Linked DNA regions of Homo sapiens: region 1 is linked to region 2. The links are chromatin loops, found by intact Hi-C in ENCODE. Cell type or tissue: endothelial cell of umbilical vein. All regions are shown on one strand. Each heading gives the region's core, and the rest is flanking DNA. Links, peaks and the distances in the headings are about the cores only. Region 1 has its middle 20 kb from the start of BSDC1. Region 2 has its middle 9.1 kb from the start of TMEM39B.

Region 1 (5,373 bases), core at 49-5,048, 350 kb before region 2:
GATCGGTGCTGGCTGGGTGCGGTGGCTCACACCTGTAATCCTGGCACTTTGGGAGGCTGAGGCGGGCAGATCATGAGGTCAGGAGATCAAGACCATCCTGGCTAACATGGTGAAACCCCATCTCTACTAAAAATACAAACAAAAAAAAAAATTAACCGGGCGTGGTGGCAGGCGCCTGTAGTCCCAGCTACTCAGGAGGCTGAGGTAGGAGAATGGCGTGAACCCGGGAGGTAGAGCTTGCAGTGAGCCGAGATGGCGCCACTGCACTCCAGCCTGGGTGACAGAGCGAGACTCCACCTTAAAAAAAAAAAAAAAAAAGATCAGTGCTGAAGACATTTTTAAACCCTCCCCTGGATGGATCAGCTGGCACCATCCAGGTTGACAAACTGGCTTATCTGATTTTGTGGCCCTCACTCAGGAACTGATTTAGCATAAGAAGACAGCCATCATGTAAAATGGTGGCAACTAAAACAAAGTACTGCCATGTGGTTATGGGTCATGATCCCAAGGACATGAAACAAGATAGAGACCTGTAGCCAAGTTTATTACTGACCATTCTGTTGGGCTGCCTTGAACAGCAGGCTTATGAGGTCCACGGTCTGTATCCGAACCTAAGGTACCCTTTCTCTTAACAGAACCATATGGAAAGACACACAAAGCACATCAGAATGGCTACAGCTTAAGACCAACCTCACGATTTTTTTTGATTAATTAAAACTTTACAGAGAATATAAACAATGAACCTTATTATCCCTTTCGCTGGTTTGCATAGGGAGAGAAAAGCCAAAAGCTTGACTGTTAGAAAAAACTTCTACCCTTTTGCCAGCGTGTCAGGCTTCTGGGTTCCCTTCCCCTAGCTCAACTCTAAGCCAAGCATTTTAAGGTTTGGAGAAACTAACTTTTCCCAGTTTGGAAGAACATTATGAAAGAGCCATTTTAAACTGTGAAAGTAGGCCAGGTACAGTGGCTCATGCCTGTAATCCCAGTACTTTGGCGGGTCGAGGTGGGCAGATCACCTGAGGTCAGGAGTTTGAGACCAGCCTGGCCAACATGGTGAAACCCCATCTCTACTAAAAATACAAAATATCAGCTGGACGTGGTGGTGCATGCCTGTAATCCTAGCCACTCAGGAGGTTGAGACAGAAGAATCGCTTGAACCCAGGAGGCAGAGGTTGCAGTGAGCTGAGATCACGCCACTTCACTCCAGCCTGGGCAACAAGAGTGAAACTCAATCTCAAAAAAAATAAATAACAAATAATAAAAATAAATAAACTGTGAAAGAAGGAAAAACACTGTAGAAAAGTCTGGGTGTTCCAGTTAGGGTTGTCAAGAGGTATTTCCTCTCTTCCTATTGGGAATGGTGTTTCCCGTTTTTTTTTTTTTTGCCTTTCGTATTTTCTCTTTTCCTTTTAGGCCTACTATGGGAGACATATTCCTCATCTCCAAATTTCTCTGCTGCCTACAGAGCTGGCTGGCTCTCAGCTGTGGTTAGGGTTTGGCTTAGGAGAAGCATAACACCCCTCCATGAGAGGTCAAATACCTAAGTTACATTTTGGAAAGCTTCTATATACCTATTGGGGTTGTCAGAAAATTGGCCTAAGTCTCTCTTTATTTGCCTAAGGTCCTGTAATGAGAAGGGAACTTGAAAGGGCCCCAAATAAGGGAGATCCTCAGATGGATCCCCCAGAAGTTGCTTCTCTAATTTGGGGGCATTATTCTCTTTGGTCATGCCAAATGTGATTGCTAAAAGGGCTGGGTTAATTTTGTAACACTTGCAAAGGTCTAATAAAAAGGCCATGCCCTTGTGCAAAAGAAAATGAGCCACTTTTTCTTTAAAGTTTCAGGGTGAAAGGAGTCCCAGTGCTTCAGAATGCATTCCAGGGGAGTGCAGGCTGAAGATGGTACCCATCTAGAAAGAGAAGTGAGAAAAAGGCATCCTTTTAGTCTCCTTCCTTTTGGTGTGACCCAGGGTGGAGACGAAGACAGTGGGGGTGTCCCCCTGATGTTTTCCCTCCGTGGTTCCTTGGTCCCAGCACCTTGTTGAACATGCCACCCATGGTTGCAGGCGTGACCTCCAGCCATGGAACCAGAAGAACTAAGCGATTGGGGCTAGTCACGCTCACCCAAGTGACTCTAGTCCTCTGCCTGTGATTTCCCTTTGACTTCCTGGATTTGTGTGATCTACCTGGCTCCCCAAAAATTGGATCCCAAGAAAAGCTATGTAATAGTTGGGCAAGGACCCTTTAATGGAGTGGGAGTGCTAAATTGAACTCTATATCCTGCTATTATGGCCCATACTGAAGCGTTTACCCTTAGAGAATGGTTCTCGTTAACTTCTGAACTTAAAATCCCCTTACCAATTAAGTACCACTCTAATTGGAGGCAGAATAGGTGCCTTAAAAGAATGTAGGTATTGAATGGCCCTTTTACTGTTGATGGGACAGTATTGACACTAAAATTTGGTTTTGGAGGATATTTTACCCCTAATTGTTGAAGGCAGAGTTTTCCCATTTACAGAAGTAGCGTGAAGCCTGGTTTTTAGTAGAGAGGCACAAAAAGGGGAGAGAATTGGGAGGCTAGGGTGTTTCAGTGAAGGACAATGTGCCTCATGGAGAGGATCCCTATTCCACTAGGTGGCGCTGTTTACCTTGAAACGCCATGTGCTCTCTAGACCAAGGACAGAGTGACATTGACATGCCATATGTTCTCCAGACCAAGGACAGAGAGAGACCTGGAAATGCCGTGCTCGCCAGACCAAGCGCAGAGACACATGCTCACTGTTGGGGAGGAACCCTCTGTTCCTAGAAAATCACAAAGACACCTTCCCCTGAGCTATATCCCCAGTTACTATGACATTCCCTGATCTTGCCAAACAAGATTACTTCCCTGAAGTGTAAAACTTCCTGCACACTGCATACACAGAGAGGATAAGAGATATGACAAATGTGGTCAAGGAAGGAGGAAATTATGAAGGAAAGTTGGAGATCCTGGTGCCGACACCCCACTGGGGTGGTTGGAAGCAGGGGTCAGTCCAGAAGCCTTTGGATAACACCGGGGGGTAGCCCCAGCCAGAAGCCCTCAGTTGCCTCAGGACTTCTTCCAGCGCCACACCATGGCTGTCCTTCAAGAAAGGTCTAAAATGGAGACTGAGAGCCTCAGAATGAAAAGACAGAGTTGGAGTCCACTCCTTTACTCACTGTTTCGATGAATGTTGTACTTTGGTATCCCAGACAGGCCCCCATTATGAAGCAGCTTCGTTTTCTGGGGTATATACCCTTGGGTTCTTTGTTGTGGGCCAAAAAATTTAGGACACAGACAAACACAAGGAGTTTAGGAGCAGAAGTTTAATAGGTAGAAGAAAAGAGAGAGAAACAGCTTCCTGCACAGAGGAAGGGGTCTCCAAGCAGAAGGAACCTAGCAGAAAATGACCAAGTGGAAAAGGACTGGCTGGTGGCAAATAAGCTGAGTTTTATATACAGTTTGAGGTCGTGGTGTCTGATTTATGTAGGGCTCACAGATTGGTTCGATCAGGTATGGGTTTACATAGGGCACAGGGAAGACTGGTCACCTCACCTTAATCTTCTTATGCAAATGGACTTTCCAGTTGATCAGCACTATCTTATCCACTCCTTTACAGTACCCATGGCTGGCAGAAAAGGGAGGATGGAGCCATCATCTTGAACATGTCTAGTCCTTAGTTCCTGCCTGCATTCACCTGTGCAAGCGCCCAGCTTTCAGGCTGCTCTTTGTTAGAAAATGATTTGGGGCTGCTTTTCATTAAAAAGAGAAGACTTACCAAGGACTCCCATCCCCTTACTATCTGCCTAAGTAATTTCTTCTTAACTCCTGTATCAACAGTTACCCATCAAATACAAAGGAGGAAGGGTTACCAGTAAGCAACAGGGTTGACATGAAAACAGAGTGGTGAGACCTACAGAAATCTTTGGAAACAACTGCTTATGAACGGCCTACCAAGTTCCCACTTTTTTATTTTTTTTGAGACAGGGTCTCACTCTGTCACCTAGGCGGGAATGCAGTGGTGCAATCATGGCTCACTCATTACAGCCTCAACCTCCCGAGCTCAAGTGATCCTCCCATATCAGCCTCCCAAGTAGTTGGGACTACAGGCACGCACCATCATCCCTGGCAAATTTTTGTACTTTTTGTAGAGATGGGATTTCACTGTGTTGCCCAAGCTGGTCTCGAGCTCCTGGGCTCAAGCAATCCACTCACCTCAGCCTCCCAAAGTGCTGAGATTACAGGCATGAGCCACCGTGCCCAACTCCCACTTAATGTTTTCTTTTGTTTTTTGAGTCAGAGTCTTGCTCTGTCACCCAGGCTTGAGTGCAGTGGTGCAATCTTGGCTCACTGCAACCTCCATCTCCTGGGATCAGGCGATTCTCCTGCCTCAGCCTCCCGAGTAACTGGCATTACAGTCATGTGCCAACACACCTGGCTAATTTTTTGTATTTTTGGTAGAGATGGGGTTTCACCTTGTTGGCCAGGCTGGTCTTGAACTCCTGACCTCAAGCGATCCACCTGCCTTGGCTTCCCAAAGTGCTAGGATTACAGGCATGAGCCACCACACATGGCCTCCCACTTAGTTTTTATATCAAGACAAACAACAAAAATACCTCCTTGTCCAGTAAACAGAGGTCTATTTTGACACAATAGACAGTTTTCATCTTTCACGCAATTCCCATACATGAATCAATTCACAGGTGCACAGACCATTGATTAAAGGAAGAGTATAGGATGCTTAAGGAAAGATCCAGCAACAGCAACACAAGTTCATACTATGAACATTTTTTCCTGTTCTTTCCCAACGGATAAATACACAAACCTCTTGGGGACAATCAGACAACTAACCACAGATTCCTGGAGACCCACAATGCCTCTGGGCTTCAGCAGTCAGAGTATGGGCTTATGGAAATGTATGATTAAGTGTTGATAAGAAAAACAGAGAACATTCAACATATTTCAAGCAGAAATGTATATAATGCAGGGACTTGCTTACAAAGATGTTGGAAATGCCAAAGGAGCTAAGAGTAAAATGTGACATTTTCCAGAGCCCAGGAAACCACCCTGGGGGTGAAGCCAACAACCCCACTTTCACTACTGACAGTGCTGGAAGAGCCACCACTGCTAAAGGTAAGTCACCTCCTAAAGCCTAAGAATTTCTCCCTTCTTCTCACCTTCAAATATAACCAAGCACCTCCCATTGGCACAATGTAACTGGGACCCAGCTAGCAGTGGAGTCTGGGAAGTGTTGTTGGCTGGTGTCTAGCTCTGGCAGTACAGGGCAGATGGCAGATGGTCAACTGAGAGGCTAAGTACCAAGAGACAACAGGAGGCATGGGGATTTAGGTGACA
Region 2 (5,373 bases), core at 116-5,115:
TCACCCAGGCTAGAATGTAGTGGTGCAATCATAGCTCACTTCAGCCTCCAACTCTTGGGCTCAAGTTATCCTCCTACGTAAGCCTCCCGAGTAGTTAGGACTACAGGTGCACACCACTGTGCCTGGCTAATTAAAAAAAAAAAAAACTGGCCAGGCGCGGTGGCTCAGGCCTGTAATCCTAGCACTTTGGGAGGCCGAGGTGGGCAGATCACAAGTTCGACACCAGCCTGGCCAACATAGTGAAACCCCGTCTCTACTAAAAGTACAAAAAAAAAAAAAAATTAGCCTGGCATGGCGGTGTGCACCTGTATCCCAGCTGCTTGGGAGGCTGAGGCAGGAGAATTGCCTGAAGCTGGGAGGTGGAGGTTTCAGCGAGCTAAGATTGCACCATTGCACTCCATCCAGCCTGGGCGACAGTGCAAGACTCCATCTCAAAAGAAAAAAAATTTTTTTTTTTTTTTTTTTTTTTTTTGTAGAGACAGGGTCTCACTATGTTACCCAGGCTGGTCTTCAACTCCTGGGCCCAAATGATCCTCCTGCCTGGGCTTCCCAAATCACTGGGTTTACAAAATGGAGCCACCACACCTGGCCCAAATCTGTCCTATAAATCAGCATTTTTTTTTTTTTTTGAGATGGACTTTTGCTCTTGTTGCCCAGGCTGGAGTGCAATGGCACGATCTCGGCTCACTGCAACCTCTGCCTTCCGGGTTCAGGCGATTCTCCTGTCTCAGTCTCCTGAGTAGCTGGAATTACAGGCGCCCACCACCATGCCTAATTTCCATATTTTTAGTAGAGTTGGGGTTTCGCCATGTTGGCCAGGCTGGTCTCGAATTCCTGAACCTCAGGTGATCCGCCCGCCTCGACCTTCCAAAGTGCTGGGATTACAGGCATGAGCCACTGCGCCTGGCCTTAAATCAGCAGTTTTCAGACCAGACTATGCAGACCTCTGGTGGTACACAGAAGTGATGAATCCACAGGATAAAACACAATGCAGCTTTCTGGAATGTCAGTTTTATTCAATGGAAATATAAGGCAGAATTTTCTTTTTCTTTTTTTTTTTTTGAGATGGAGTCTCGCTCTGTCGCCCAGGCTGGAGTGCAGTGGCGCAATCTCGCCTCATTGCAAGCTCCGCCTCCTGGGTTCACGCCATTCTCCTGCCTCAGCCTCCCGAGTAGCTGGGACTACAGGTGCCTGCCACCGGGCCTGGCTAATTTTTTGTATTTTTTAGTAGAGACGGGGTTTCACCACGTTAGCCAGGATGGTCTCGATCTCCTCACCTTGTAATCTGCCCACCTCGGCCTCCCAAAGTGCTGAGATTACAGGCGTGAGCCACCGCGCCCGGCCTGTAAGGCAGAATTTTCAACATCAAATCGCAGTCATTAAGAACACGTTCTCTGGAGCCAGACTTCCTAGCCCCATCACCTACTGGCTGTATGACATTAGCAAGTTACTTAACCTTTTTGGGTCTCAGTTTCCTCAAGCCTTATGGGTTTGAGAATCTATGTAAAGTATTTAGACTAGAACCTGACATACATTCAGTGCTATTGAAGCATTAGCTATTTTTATTAAAACATGGATATACTGTAAAGTACAAAGTAAACTAATGTGGGCTGGGCATGATGGCTCACGCCTGTAATCCCAGCACTTTGGGAGGCCAAGATGGGCAGATCACCTGAGGCCAGGACTTCAAGACCAGCCTGGCCAACATGGCAAAATCCCACCTCTACTAAAAACACAAAAATTAGGCAGGTGTGGTGTTGTGCACCTGTAATCCCAGCTACTCAGGAGGCTGAGGCATGAGAATCACTTGAACCCGGGAAGTGGAGGTTACAGTGAGCTGAGATTGTGCCACTGCACTCCAGCCTGGGAAACAGAGCGAGACCCTGTGTCAAAAACAAAAACAAGCCAGGCGCGGTGGTTCACACCTGTAATCCCAGCACTTTGGGAGGCTGAGGCGGGCGGATCACCTGAGGTCGGGAGTTTGAGAACAGCCTGACCAACATGGAGAAACCCCGTCTCTACCAAAAATACAAAATTAGCCGGGCATGTTGGCACATGCCTGTAATCCCAGCTACTCAGGAGGCTGAGGCAGGAGAATCGCTTGAACCCGGGAGGCAGAGGCTGTGGTGAGCCGAGATCGTCCCATTGCACTCCAGCCTGGGCAACAAGAGCAAAACTCCATCTCAAACAAACAAAACAAACTAATGTGAATTTAAGATTGAAGGCTTTGAAAAAAATGTCACCTGCAGCCCGGTCCCAGCCCACCAGGGATTTGCTTTCACCTTCTCTTGCCAGCAAGAATACTTACATCTGATTTTCAATACCAGAGAATCCAGGTGTCTTCATGTTCTTCCAGTTTCCTGGGCCATTCTCACTCCATGTATACATTAGTCTCCCCACACAACCTCCCACCTGTCAGGCAATCCCCCTACCCCCATTCTTATCCAGACATTTGTCTTCCCACATCTTATATTACAAATATATGTAAACTATAGAAAACCCAGAAAATGTCACATTTCTTTAGTTTAAAAAGAGATAAGATTTTGGCAGGTAATGTATTTAAGGTAATTAAGATAGAGAGAACTGTAAAGTAGGCTATGTTCCAGAAGGGTGAGTCTAGTTTGGCTTGAGAATAACTGAAGATGAGGTTGGAAAAATAGGTTCAATTCAGATCACTTGATGATCCTGAATGTTACACACAGTAAAGAATTTGGACTTGATTTCAACTCTCTAAGCCTGTTTCATCTGTACAATTAGGAAAATTACTATGTTGTGAGGATTAATGGAGAGAAGCAAACACATGGGAGAGATATCCTGTGACAAATGGAGCAGATGTTATTAGGAGTTGGAGACACAGATTCTTTTCCTTAGTGTAAACTATCCCCACCTCTCAGGGTGGCCTGAAATTCAGTCTCTCATTTATCTTATTTTTCTGTAATGCACATCTTAACCACCAGAGAGAGCCTGATACAAAGGAATCTCAACTCCAAGTACAACAGAGAAATTAAGCTGGGCATAAGATGTGGAATCCTGGATACAACTGCAGCGATTCTCAATGGTAGGGTAGGGAATGGATCCCAGTGCCTCCTCTATGGGCCTTCTTAGACCCATCCCAAGGAGAGGGGGTGGGGCATGCTGCCACAACCTAGAATTTAGCAGCTAGCCAGATGTAAGGTCACCAGGAAAGAGGTGAGGTGGGTAAGGATGAGGGCCAGATCTAGTTTAGGGACCTGAATTTCTGTATCTCAAGCAAAAGAGACTCTCAACTCTGCTCATAAGCCACCAGGCCCAACTCCTTCCTGGGCTACCCCATGGCAGGCCAGGTCATCTAGCTGGCCCGGGAACTTTAGAAAATTTCTAAAGAGCAGGGGGTGCATCGTGGGGAAGGAGGAAGGGGAGAGAGTGGCATATCTAAGAGCTGTCTTTAGGGTGACATCCACATGGCATCAAGACCTCAGCCTTTAGGTCTATCAGAAAGGGCAGTGGGACCTAGCTTCTCCAATCATGATTCACTAGCCTGGCATCTTACAGCATTTTTACAAAACCTCCTTTGCTTTCTTGGATTTTTGTTACGAATGTTAAAATGAAAGCCTAGGGACATTGAACAATTTACCTGAGGTCGAAGAGCAGCAGCCAAGGGCAGAAGTGGGCCTGTAGGCAATAGGAGTGGCTCTGAGGGGCTGAGGAAAGGGAAGGCAAGCAGGTAGAGCAACAGCCTGCTTGTCAAGCTGCAAGCATTGGCTCTTGGCCAGGCCTCATACCCACTCCTCCAGGGCCAGCTCTGCTGCCAGGCCCCAGGCTGCCAGCCCTACCTCCACACTCCCACCCCAGTCCCCTGAGAGCCCATCACCTTGGCAACAGCCAGAGAAAGGCCCAGCTAAAATATTTATGGCTCAAAACAGCCTAGAGGCTTGGGAGGGGGGAAGAGGGAAAGGCTGATGTCATCCCTTCTCAGCTTACAGGGGAGGTGACTGACATACAGGGCAGCTGGGTGGGTGGGCCAAGCCCAACAAGTCAGGGCTCTCAAAGGAAGATCCCAAGGGCCATAAGTGGTAACAGGAGGAGGACGAAGACTGTGACAGGTGACAGGACTGGATAAGACCCACAAGCCTGGGAAAAAAGGAGGAAGGAAACTTAAAGGTTGAGCAGTATTGTGTCTAGACCCCATGCCAGGCATTTCAAACACATCATTTGCTTCTCAGATCCCATTCAGTACGTAGCAATTCTTTTTTTTTTTTTTTGAGATGGAGTCTTGCTCTGTGGTCCAGGCTGGAGTGCAATGGCGCGATCTCGGCTCACTGCAAGCTCCGCCTCCTGGGTTCACACCATTCTCCTGCCTCGGCCTCCTGAGTAGCTGGGACTAGGGGCGCCCACCACCACGCCCGGCTAATTTTTTGTATTTTTAGTAGAGATGCGGTTTCACCATGTTAGCCAGGATGGTCTCGATCTCCTGACCTCGTGATCTGCCCACCTCGGCCTCCCAAAGTGCTAGGATTACAGGCGTGAGCCACCGCACCTGGCCAGTAGGTAGCAATTCTTATCCTACTTTGATGGAGTAAACAGGCCCTACAGCTCTTCTTAAAGCAAAAAAAAAAAAAAAAAAAAAAAAAAAAATTAAAACAAGCTCTGGAAATATGCAAATGATGAGCTGGGATTTGAATTCAGATCTGTTTGGCTTCAGCCCTGTAAGCTTTCCTATAAAATTCTGTGGCTCCCGAGTAGAAATCCTAGCAGACTGAAGGTATAGCGATCTAGGAACCTAACACCAGCTCCTCAGTCAGTGACTCAGGTTCTGTGCCTCCATTTATATATGATGAAGATGCCATCTGATTCCCTAATTCCCCACCCCAAACTCCTCCCTTGTCAGCCCTGGACTCAGAGCATCCAATGTAAACAACAGGGTGACAAACTCATCGAGGCTGGCCTGTGACTTTTCTAGTTTTAGCACTGGATAGTCCCATATCCCAGAAACTCTCTCTTGGGTAAACCTAGATGATCTGTCATCCTAGACGAACCCCTCATGCAAACATAATGCTTTAATATTTCAAAGCACTTGTGGCTGTGAGAGGTACAAACAGGTCAAAAGAATAGGCCATGAAGTCTGATAGTATAGACCATGAAGTCTTTTTCTAACCATAGGCAAATTTTTTATCCTCCTTGAGTCTCAGTTTTTCTTATTTTCCTGGTACATACTAAGAAATCAGTAAATTATTAGCTGTTATTTACAGTAATCAACAATGATGACAGAAACAGGCTCAGAGATTAAATAGCTTGCCCAGTGTAAATCAACTGACTTTAAGGAATCCCTTTCCATTATACTTCTGTTCCTGCTAAGGATGAATCCAAGCTCACTAGAATGCCCCAGGCACAGTT

What was found. Hi-C counts contacts between places; a loop is a spot of excess contacts. Peaks named below come from ENCODE experiments on the same cell type or tissue, not always from the same donor. Only the 100,000 strongest peaks of a DNase experiment are listed, where the experiment ranks them.
Region 1: a loop joins it to region 2, with 5 times the contacts of the local background. A loop is called at or near these places in 4 of 110 quality-filtered maps.

The regions. Positions count from the first base shown.
Region 1 is chr1:32,411,399-32,416,771 of GRCh38, reverse strand. No RefSeq gene overlaps it. Among named protein-coding and RNA genes, the nearest start is that of BSDC1, 20 kb to the right of the region's middle. In endothelial cell of umbilical vein, for the core only: CTCF peaks have their summits at 2,415 and 2,614 (motif pointing right); a DNase peak (open chromatin) is centred at 2,661; H3K27me3 peaks cover 177 bases.
Region 2 is chr1:32,061,167-32,066,539 of GRCh38, reverse strand. No RefSeq gene overlaps it. Among named protein-coding and RNA genes, the nearest start is that of TMEM39B, 9.1 kb to the left of the region's middle. RefSeq lists a silencer at 2,838-3,132 and enhancers at 3,778-4,072, 5,087-5,373. In endothelial cell of umbilical vein, for the core only: a CTCF peak has its summit at 2,968; DNase peaks (open chromatin) are centred at 2,979 and 3,929; H3K27ac peaks cover 734 bases.